Regions from separate parts of the Homo sapiens genome. Here region 2 is linked to region 1. A link is an interaction called in ENCODE POLR2A ChIA-PET data of the cell type or tissue named here. Cell type or tissue: HepG2. All regions are shown on one strand.

The links. Peaks named below come from ENCODE experiments on the same cell type or tissue, not always from the same donor. Only the 100,000 strongest peaks of a DNase experiment are listed, where the experiment ranks them.
Region 2: POLR2A ChIA-PET joins it to region 1 with 51 read pairs; 3 of 35 experiments call an interaction of 5 or more read pairs at or near these places.

Annotation. Positions count from the first base shown.
Region 1 is chr22:50,698,298-50,702,297 of GRCh38, forward strand. It overlaps SHANK3 (SH3 and multiple ankyrin repeat domains 3), which reads left to right. Exons shown (of 25, transcript NM_001372044.2): 15 at 393-506. Among named protein-coding and RNA genes, the nearest start is that of SHANK3, 27 kb to the left of the region's middle. In HepG2, a CTCF peak has its summit at 1,737 (motif pointing left); DNase peaks (open chromatin) are centred at 1,744 and 2,264; H3K4me3 peaks cover 1,723 bases.
Region 2 is chr22:50,640,253-50,644,252 of GRCh38, forward strand. No RefSeq gene overlaps it. Among named protein-coding and RNA genes, the nearest start is that of ARSA, 14 kb to the left of the region's middle. RefSeq lists enhancers at 1,251-1,814, 1,815-2,379, 3,101-3,602, 3,603-4,000. In HepG2, CTCF peaks have their summits at 1,670 and 2,282 (motif pointing left); DNase peaks (open chromatin) are centred at 179, 1,789 and 2,249; H3K4me3 peaks cover 1,573 bases.

The DNA.
Region 1 (4,000 bases):
CTGGCCACAGCACGATGACCCCGAGCTCTCGGCAGTGACCCCTGGGTGGGTGACAGAGCCAGGATGGGGGTCGGTTGAAGGGGCTGGGGGAGCATGGTCAGCTGGGGGTGGGGGCAGCAGCAGGAGTGTGGCCCCTGCCCCTGCCTGCGCCCCTCCCCGAGTGTGTCCATCTGTGTGTCTCTCTGTCCCCCACATGCCCACCCTGTGCCGAGCCCATCTGTTCCTTTCTCTCTTCTGCGTGGATCCCAAAATCTTCCCAGGGAAAAAGCTGGGAGAAAGTGGGAAGGGAAGGAGGGAAAGGGCAGGGGGTGGGTGGGCAGAACCTGCTCCTGAGGTGGGGTAGGCGCCCAGCTCTGCTCCCCACTGACGGCCTGTCTGGCTTCTTCCTCCAGTGCTCAGCATTGGGGAGGGCGGTTTCTGGGAGGGAACCGTGAAAGGCCGCACGGGCTGGTTCCCGGCCGACTGCGTGGAGGAAGTGCAGATGAGGCAGCATGACACACGGCCTGGTGAGTGACCCCACGGCTCCCCGGGCAGCTCCCAAGGGGACCACCCCTTCCAGTTTCCCTTTGTTCTCTCTTGGTGCTAAATCCACATGGATATTCATAGAGAAAAGACTAGAGGTAAACTCAAACAAACACTCAAAGTAGATGCAAACTTGTGTACATGACACAGACACGTGTGCACACACTCTGCATATACTTGGGAACATGCGTGTATGTAACCTGACGCTTCACGTGCAGTGGAGACACATAGGACGTGTGTGACGGGGCCTCTGTCTGTGTGATCCCACATTGACTCCCAGTGACTTGCACCCCACCAGCACAGTCCTTCAGAAACACCAGGTGTGTGGAACGCATGATTCCTGCGTAGCTGGCAGACATGTAAGGAGGTCAGTGTGAGAAAAGAGGCGTTTTTCCAAAGTGGACAGATTGTCCAAGTGGGCAGAGCAGGCAGGCCCGGAGCAGCCAAGAGGAAATGAGGCCAGTTGGGCCTGGAGGTGCCCTGGTGAGTGCCCTGGGGCAGGGATGGTCTGAGGGCAGCAGGTGAGGCTGGGCTGGTCCTCAGCCTGCAGGGAGGATGTGAAGGTGAAGGCTGCAGCTCCTGGGTTGGTGAGTGGCTGCTGTCCAGCCCTGCTGACCATCTGGTCCTTTGGGGGCCCCCGGGCTGGAGCTGGGTGCGTGTCTTGGGGGTGCCCTTGCAAGGAACCCTCAGGGGTCCCGGGAGGCCCCCAGATCCATGCATGTGCTTCTGTCCTGGAGAGCTGGTGGGCCAAGCAAACCTCTCCTGAGTGATGGTCACTGGGGGCCATCGGTGGTGTGTCTGGATCAAGGGTGCATGCACCCTCCCTCTGCATGTGAAGGGCTCAGGCCTGGGGTTACTGTGTCCCCATCTCTGTGTCCCCACCTCTGAGAGTTTCCCAGCGACTCCACCCCTGTACGGCCTGGACCCCTGCCCTGTGCTGAGCTCAGCAGAGGCCCAGGGAGGCAGGAGCTTCGCCACTGACCTTTTCCTGGGCCGGTGCCCTTTCCTCCTTCCTTGGCCTTGTTCTGCCTTGCTCTGACTGGTGGCTTAGAGTGTGGAAGGGACTTGGCCCCCTGTTCTCAGCCCGCGGAGGGTGGATAGGGCAGGGTCCAGATGGGAAATGGTTTCAGAGATTTGGGCCCTGGTTCAGACAGTATGGGAGAGGGGAGGGGAAGGAGAGGTAGGGGGATCCACACCTGTGGCGGGAGCGGGTCTTGAGCTCCCCCACGTGGTGGTGAGGAAGGTTCTGGTTTGAGGACTGTGTGGAGTGAGGGGCATTTGGACCTACGTCTGAAGCTGACGGGGAGGGAGGGGGGTTTAGGCTGGAGTCAGAATTGGAGAGCAGCAAATGTTTTTTAGGTGTTTGTCATGTGCTGGGCCCTGTGCTGGGAGCCGGGATCACGGAGGCTCAGCTGGAAGCCTTGTGGGAGCAGTGGCTGTGACGGGGGCCGTGTGAGCGTGGGAGCTCCCTGGGCTGGCCTGAAGGAGTCAGAGAGGGCCTCAAAACAGAGGCATTGTCTGAGCTGAGTCCTCTAGGTGGTCAGCGGCTGGGGCTGAGGGGACAGCCGTGTGTGCAGGGTCCGTGTGGCGCTCTACAGCTGTGTGTCAGCACGGCCTGCTCTGAGTGCCTGGCACAGTTTTAGCACTTCTACACGTATAAGTCGTTGACTCATCCCAGCAGTCCCAAGAGGTGGGGCCACTTGTTGTTATTCCATTTCTAGGGGGTCACATGGCCCTGAGGGGCAAAGTCTTGTTTGCAACACAGGCAGCAAGTTCTATGTGAGTGAAACGCCTGCATGGGGTGAGGGGCGAGGCTGGTGTGGGGACCACGGGGTGGTCAGGTGGCATGGAGTCAAGTGACAGTGTGGCATCATGGCGGAGGGAACCCAGCCGCAGTGTCTGATTGTGCAGGTTGTGTAGGATCAAAGCCCGGGCTGGGCAGAGCAGAGCAATGGAGAGGAGGGTTCAGGTCTGGGCTCCAGCCAGCAGCCATGGTGTGTGTGACCTGGGGAGTGAGTGTCAGAGGTCCCGGGGTAGACGGGAGTATTTCATGAGTGGGCAGCGGGAGAGGGACCTGCGGAGGCTGCCTGCGAAGGGCAGGGAGTGGGAGCAGTGACAGTGCCCTCTGACCTTGGCTGCAGGCCCTGCTGGCCACACTGCGCAGAGCCTCTGCTCTGGGATCCCGGGGCCGAGTTCTGCCAGAGGCCAGAGTGCAGCCCAGGAACAGGAACCTGCTTCCAACAGGCCCAGATCTGCTCCCCCCACCCCCCAAAAAAATCCATTTCCGGGACTGGAGTGGGGACAGAAAAGGACTTAAAGGTTAGGGAGGGGACATAGTCCCTGTGCGTGCAGGGGCTGGTGCCCAGAGCCGGTGCCTGCTGTGGGATCGGGAGGCGAGTCCTGGTCACTTACCCAGCAGAGAGCAGTCTCCCACGGCACCTCCTGGCAGGCAGAGGGTGGAGCTGTGAGGGAGGGAATGGAGAAGCGAGGTCAGGTGTGTTCTGGAGGCCCAGCAGGAGCAGGCCCTGTGCCTTCCCTCCCCTCCCTCCTTCCCTTTCTTTGCAGTAAGGTCAGCACTTGGGTGGGTAGTAGGAGATGGCTGTGTTGGGCATTTTCTCTTCAGCTGGCTTTTATGTGTCTTATTAACAAAACTGGAAAAATGAGTTTGTGTTATGTAATCCATACAATTTGTTTGGTTGACAACATCTGAAAACAGGAGGCTGGTCAAGTGCAAGTGTGGCGGGTTCTTCAGCAGGCAGCACCATGACACTTCCGTGCCTCTGTCGACGTGGAGAAGGGTGTGATGGAGGAAAGGAGGGGTCTGATGCCCCACCTGAGTGGTGATGAGGCTTGGCCTGAGCTGGCCTTAGGTTCAGCGGGATGAGGGGTGCAGGTGTGGTTGGGGAATGCCAGGATAAGATATAGGTCATCAGAACCAAGGGGATCCTCCAAGTTGGATTTCTCTATTCTATATGGGCGGGCTTAGAGGGGGCTGTTGACTTACTGAGAGTCACACAACGTAGTAGCTGGGACCTGGAATCCAGCCCGATACTTTTTTGATATCTGTGCCTTCTGATAGAAATAGGCACTCTTTCCTCTTTCCGTCCGGCCACTGCTCCACCTATGTTTACAGCCATCTATCCTTTGACTCACCCACCCATCCCACCATCATCTTCTTAACCGTTGACTCACCAGCCAACCCAATCCACCACCCCTCCCTTCCTCCATCCATCCACCTCTCCACCTACCTGTCTACACACCCAGTCCATCCATCCATCTACCCATGTATCTGTCTGCTCTTTGACCTATCTACCCATGGCCCTCTCCTTCCCTCCCTCCATCCACTGGTCCAGTGCCTTTCAATCCACCCTTCTGTCCGTCTATCTCAGATGCACCTGTCCACCATTTACTCTCCTAGTCAGCATCCCTTCTGTCCGTCTATCTCAGATGCACCTGTCCACCATTTACTCTCCTAGTC
Region 2 (4,000 bases), 58 kb before region 1:
TGAATAAATCTGTATGCCTTTTCTCTTACTTTGTCAGTTGATTTTCCGTGAATCTCCTGAGGGCAGAGGGCAAGTTTTCCCTTGGCCTCTATAGTCTCCAGTTTGTTTAACAGTCAAATGGAAATGACAGACGCGTACTGAACGTTGACCTAAAAGAAAGAAGCTGAAGCAACATTAACATGAGCGGAGGGTTTATTTGGGCCAAGCTTGAGGATTGCAACCTGGGAGCAGAGATTCTATTTGCCCTGAATATACACTCTGATTGGCAACAGTTACAGTAGTTTTTCGAAGGAAAAGAGGTGGCTGGGCGCGGTGGCTCACGCTTGTAATCCCAGCACTTTGGGAGGCCAAGGCGGGTGGATCACTTGAGGTCAGGAGTTCGAGACCAGCTGGGCCAACATGGCGAAACCCTGTCTCTACTAAAAATACAAAAATTAGCCAGGTGTGGTGGCGTGTACCTGTAATCTCAGCTACTTGGGAGGTTGAGGCAGGAGAATTGCTTGAACCTGGGAAGTGGAGGTTGCAGTGAGCCGAGATTGCGCCATTGCACTCCAGCCTGGGTGCCAGAGTGAGACTCCGTCTCAAAAACAAAACAGAAAAAACAAAAACAGATAACATTGGCTATACATTGTTCTTTCTTTTTGAGACAGAGTCTCGCTGTGTTGCCCAGCCTGGAGTGCTCACTGTGCCCTCCGCCTCCCGGGCTCAAGTGATTTCCTGTGCCTCAGCCTCCTGAGTAGCTGGGATTTACCGGTGTGAGCCATCATACCCGGCCTACATTGTTCGTTGTGTCACAAATTCCAAGAACATGAAGATAATGGTGAGGCAGCTGGTCTGGAACAAAGCGTCCTGAAACAATTGTCCCCAGCCATTTTTGCAGAAGTGTGGGATTACTGAGGCCCCACACTCATCCCTCTTGGCCGTACACCCCGCCTAGTTCCGACTCTGCTCTGAGCTACTTCTTTTTCTCATCAGTGTAAGAGAGAGCCCCAGAGGGGGCTTCGGTGAGGATTTTATTCTGTGTGGCTGAGGGCCCCAAGGTTGCTGTAGTAATTGGGCCCTGCCAGGGTATCCCTCTCCATAGCCCCTGCCCTGAACAGTTTCCACTGCAGGTGTCCCCAGGACAGCTCCCTCAGGGTGGCCCCTCCTAGGGTGGCTCCCCAGGGCAGCTCCTTGACCTTGCGTTTCTCCACAAGCTCAGGTTGCCCCTCGGGGAGGAGCAGGACCTGGTCTCCTGATGGGAAGCGCTTTCCCTGGTCACTGACCCTGCAGCCAGTGGGAAGGTGGACAGGGCTCTGGAAGAGCCTCTGGGGACCAGGGTGAGGGTTCAGGACTCGACTTCCACTGAAGCCCAGCTGTGTGTGGGGAGCTGGCATTTTCCTGAGGAAACATGAAAGCTCCAAGATAGAGGCCATGTGGGAGCAAAGTTTGAAGGGACTCCCAGAGATGGGGTGGGAAGGGGCTGGGCTTGAGGCTGCTGCTGACCTTGTGGAGAGCAGGAGGTGCCAGTCTCTGCCAGCGAGCCCCTTGATGTTACATTCCAGTGTGGTGTCTGTGCCTGTGTGTGGCGGGGCTGGGGGCAGGGGTGCGCTGCTGGTGCTTCCATCTGGAGCCAGAACAGAAAGCTGCTCGGTGGCCCAGAAATCTTTGAACCTGTAATTGGAGCTATCGCAGCTGGTTGGCGCTGTGAATTGGAGTTTAAAAGGAGACAATCAAAGGCACTTTATTCTCTTTCAACTGGAAGCTGGGAACTACCCCAGGACCGGCCCCTTCTTCCCGAGAAGAGCCTGCTTAGGGTTGTAGTGTTACGCAAATGGTGGCCCCTTCCCCCTGGGCTCTGGAGGCCGCTCAGGGGTTGCCCACGTGACAGCTGCCTCGGCCCAGCCCTGACCTCCCGGCCTGGAGGAGGGGATGTGTGTGCTGCCAGCTATGTTTGTTCAAAGCCAAGCTCTGCAGGCCATCCTGCCTTTTGGAGATGTGAGTTCTTTTTCTGCATTGACAGAGCCCCAATTGGAGGCAGCCTGCTGGGGTTCGGGAAGTGGCTCTGGACGCCTGGGGCATTGCTAATTTGGGACTAACACCCACAGTCAGGAGAGGGCCTTGAAATGAGGGGCATGGGTCTTGTCTTTTTGCACCTTGGACAAGGGATGGAAGAAGCCTCTGCATGGGGAGGGTGGGGAGTTGAGCTGCTTCAGCGGGAACACGTGGCCTGAGTGGAGGGATTCTGCAGCAGTTCATGAGACCTGCTGACATGGGGATCCACCTTAGGCCCCCTGGTGGCCTTCATCTTCCCCACCCCTGTGGGCCTGCTCCATCCTTGTCCCATCAACCACCTTGAGGCCCTCTGGTTGGTCCCAACTCTGAAAGGGCTCTGCTGGTCCCAGCTGGGCAGATACATGACCTGGCCAAGGGGGTGGCAGGTACTGACTGGGAGGTTCTTGTGGAACCCACTGGCAGGGAGAGGAAGGCAGGAGGTTCCCAGAAAGAGGGGCAGCCCTTTTTTTTTTTTTTTTTGAGACGGAGTCTCGCTGCGTCGTCCAGGCTGGCTGGAGTGCAGTGGCGTGATCTCGGCTCAATGCAAGCTCCGCCTCCCGGGTTCACGCCATTCTCCTGCCTCAGCCTCCTGAGTAGCTGGGACTACGGGAGCCCGCTACCACGCCTCGCTAATTTTTTAATATTTTTTTAGTAGAGATGGGGTTTCACCGTGTTAGCCGGGGTGGTCTCAATCTCCTGACCTTGTGATCCGCCCACCTCGGCCTCCCAAAGTGCTGGGATTACAGGCGTGAGCCACTGCGCCCGGCTTGGGGGCACAGTCTTGAGCAGATGAGGACGGAATCCACTGCCCACAAGAACCGTGGCAGGTGTGAGGTAGCTGCTGTGTGGCAATGAAAGCTTCTCTGCTTGGGCAGACGGCAGCTCCTGAACCTTCTCCGGAGCCCATCTGTGCACTTCCTTGTAAAATCCAGTTTTAGTAAGGACCTGATCACCCTTTATGTAACCACCCAGTGAGTTCACTTTGCCCGCTGCCTGCACAGAGCCGATTTATCAAGACAGGGGAATTGCAATAGAGAAAGAGTAATTCACGCAGAGCCGGCTGTATGGGAGACCAGAGTTTTATTATTACTCAAATCAGTCTCCCCGAGCATTCGGGGAGCAGAGTTTTTGAGGGTAATTTGGTGAGTGGGGGAAGGCCAGTGAGTTGAGAATGCTGATTGGTTGGGTTGGAGACAAAATCATGGGGAGCCGAAGCTGTCCTCTTGTGCCGAGTCAGCTGCTGGGTTGAGGCCACAGGATCAGATGAGCCAGTTTATGGATCTGGGTGGTGCCAACTGATGCATCAAGCGCAGGGTCTGCAAATACCTCAAGCGCTGATCTTAGGAGCAGTTTAGGGAGGGTCAGAATCTGCACTGATCTTAGGAGCAGTTTAGGGAGGATCAGAATCTGCACTGATCTTAGGAGCAGTGTAGGGAGGGTCAGAATCTGCACTGATCTTACTTAGGAGCAGTTTAGGGAGGATCAGAATCTGCACTGATCTTAGGAGCAGTGTAGGGAGGATCAGAATCTGCACTGATCTTAGGAGCAGTTTAGGGAGGGTCAGAATCTGCACTGATCTTAGGAGCAGTTTAGGGAGGGTCAGAATCTGCACTGATCTTAGGAGCAGTGTAGGGAGGGTCAGAATCTGCACTGATCTTAGGAGCAGTTTAGGGAGGGTCAGAATCTGCGCTGTTCTTACTTAGGAGCAGTTTAGGGAGGATCAGAATCTGCGCTGTTCTTACTTAGGAGCAGTTTAGGGAGGATCAGAATCTGCGCTGATCTTACTTAGGAGCAGTTTAGGGAGGATCAGAATCTGCGCTGATCTTACTTAGGAGCAGTTTAGGGAGGATCAGAATCTGCACTGATCTTACTTAGGAGCAGTTTAGGGAGGATCAGAATGTGCACTGATCTTACTTAGGAGCAGTTTAGGGAGGATCAGAATCTGCACTGATCTTACTTAGGAGCA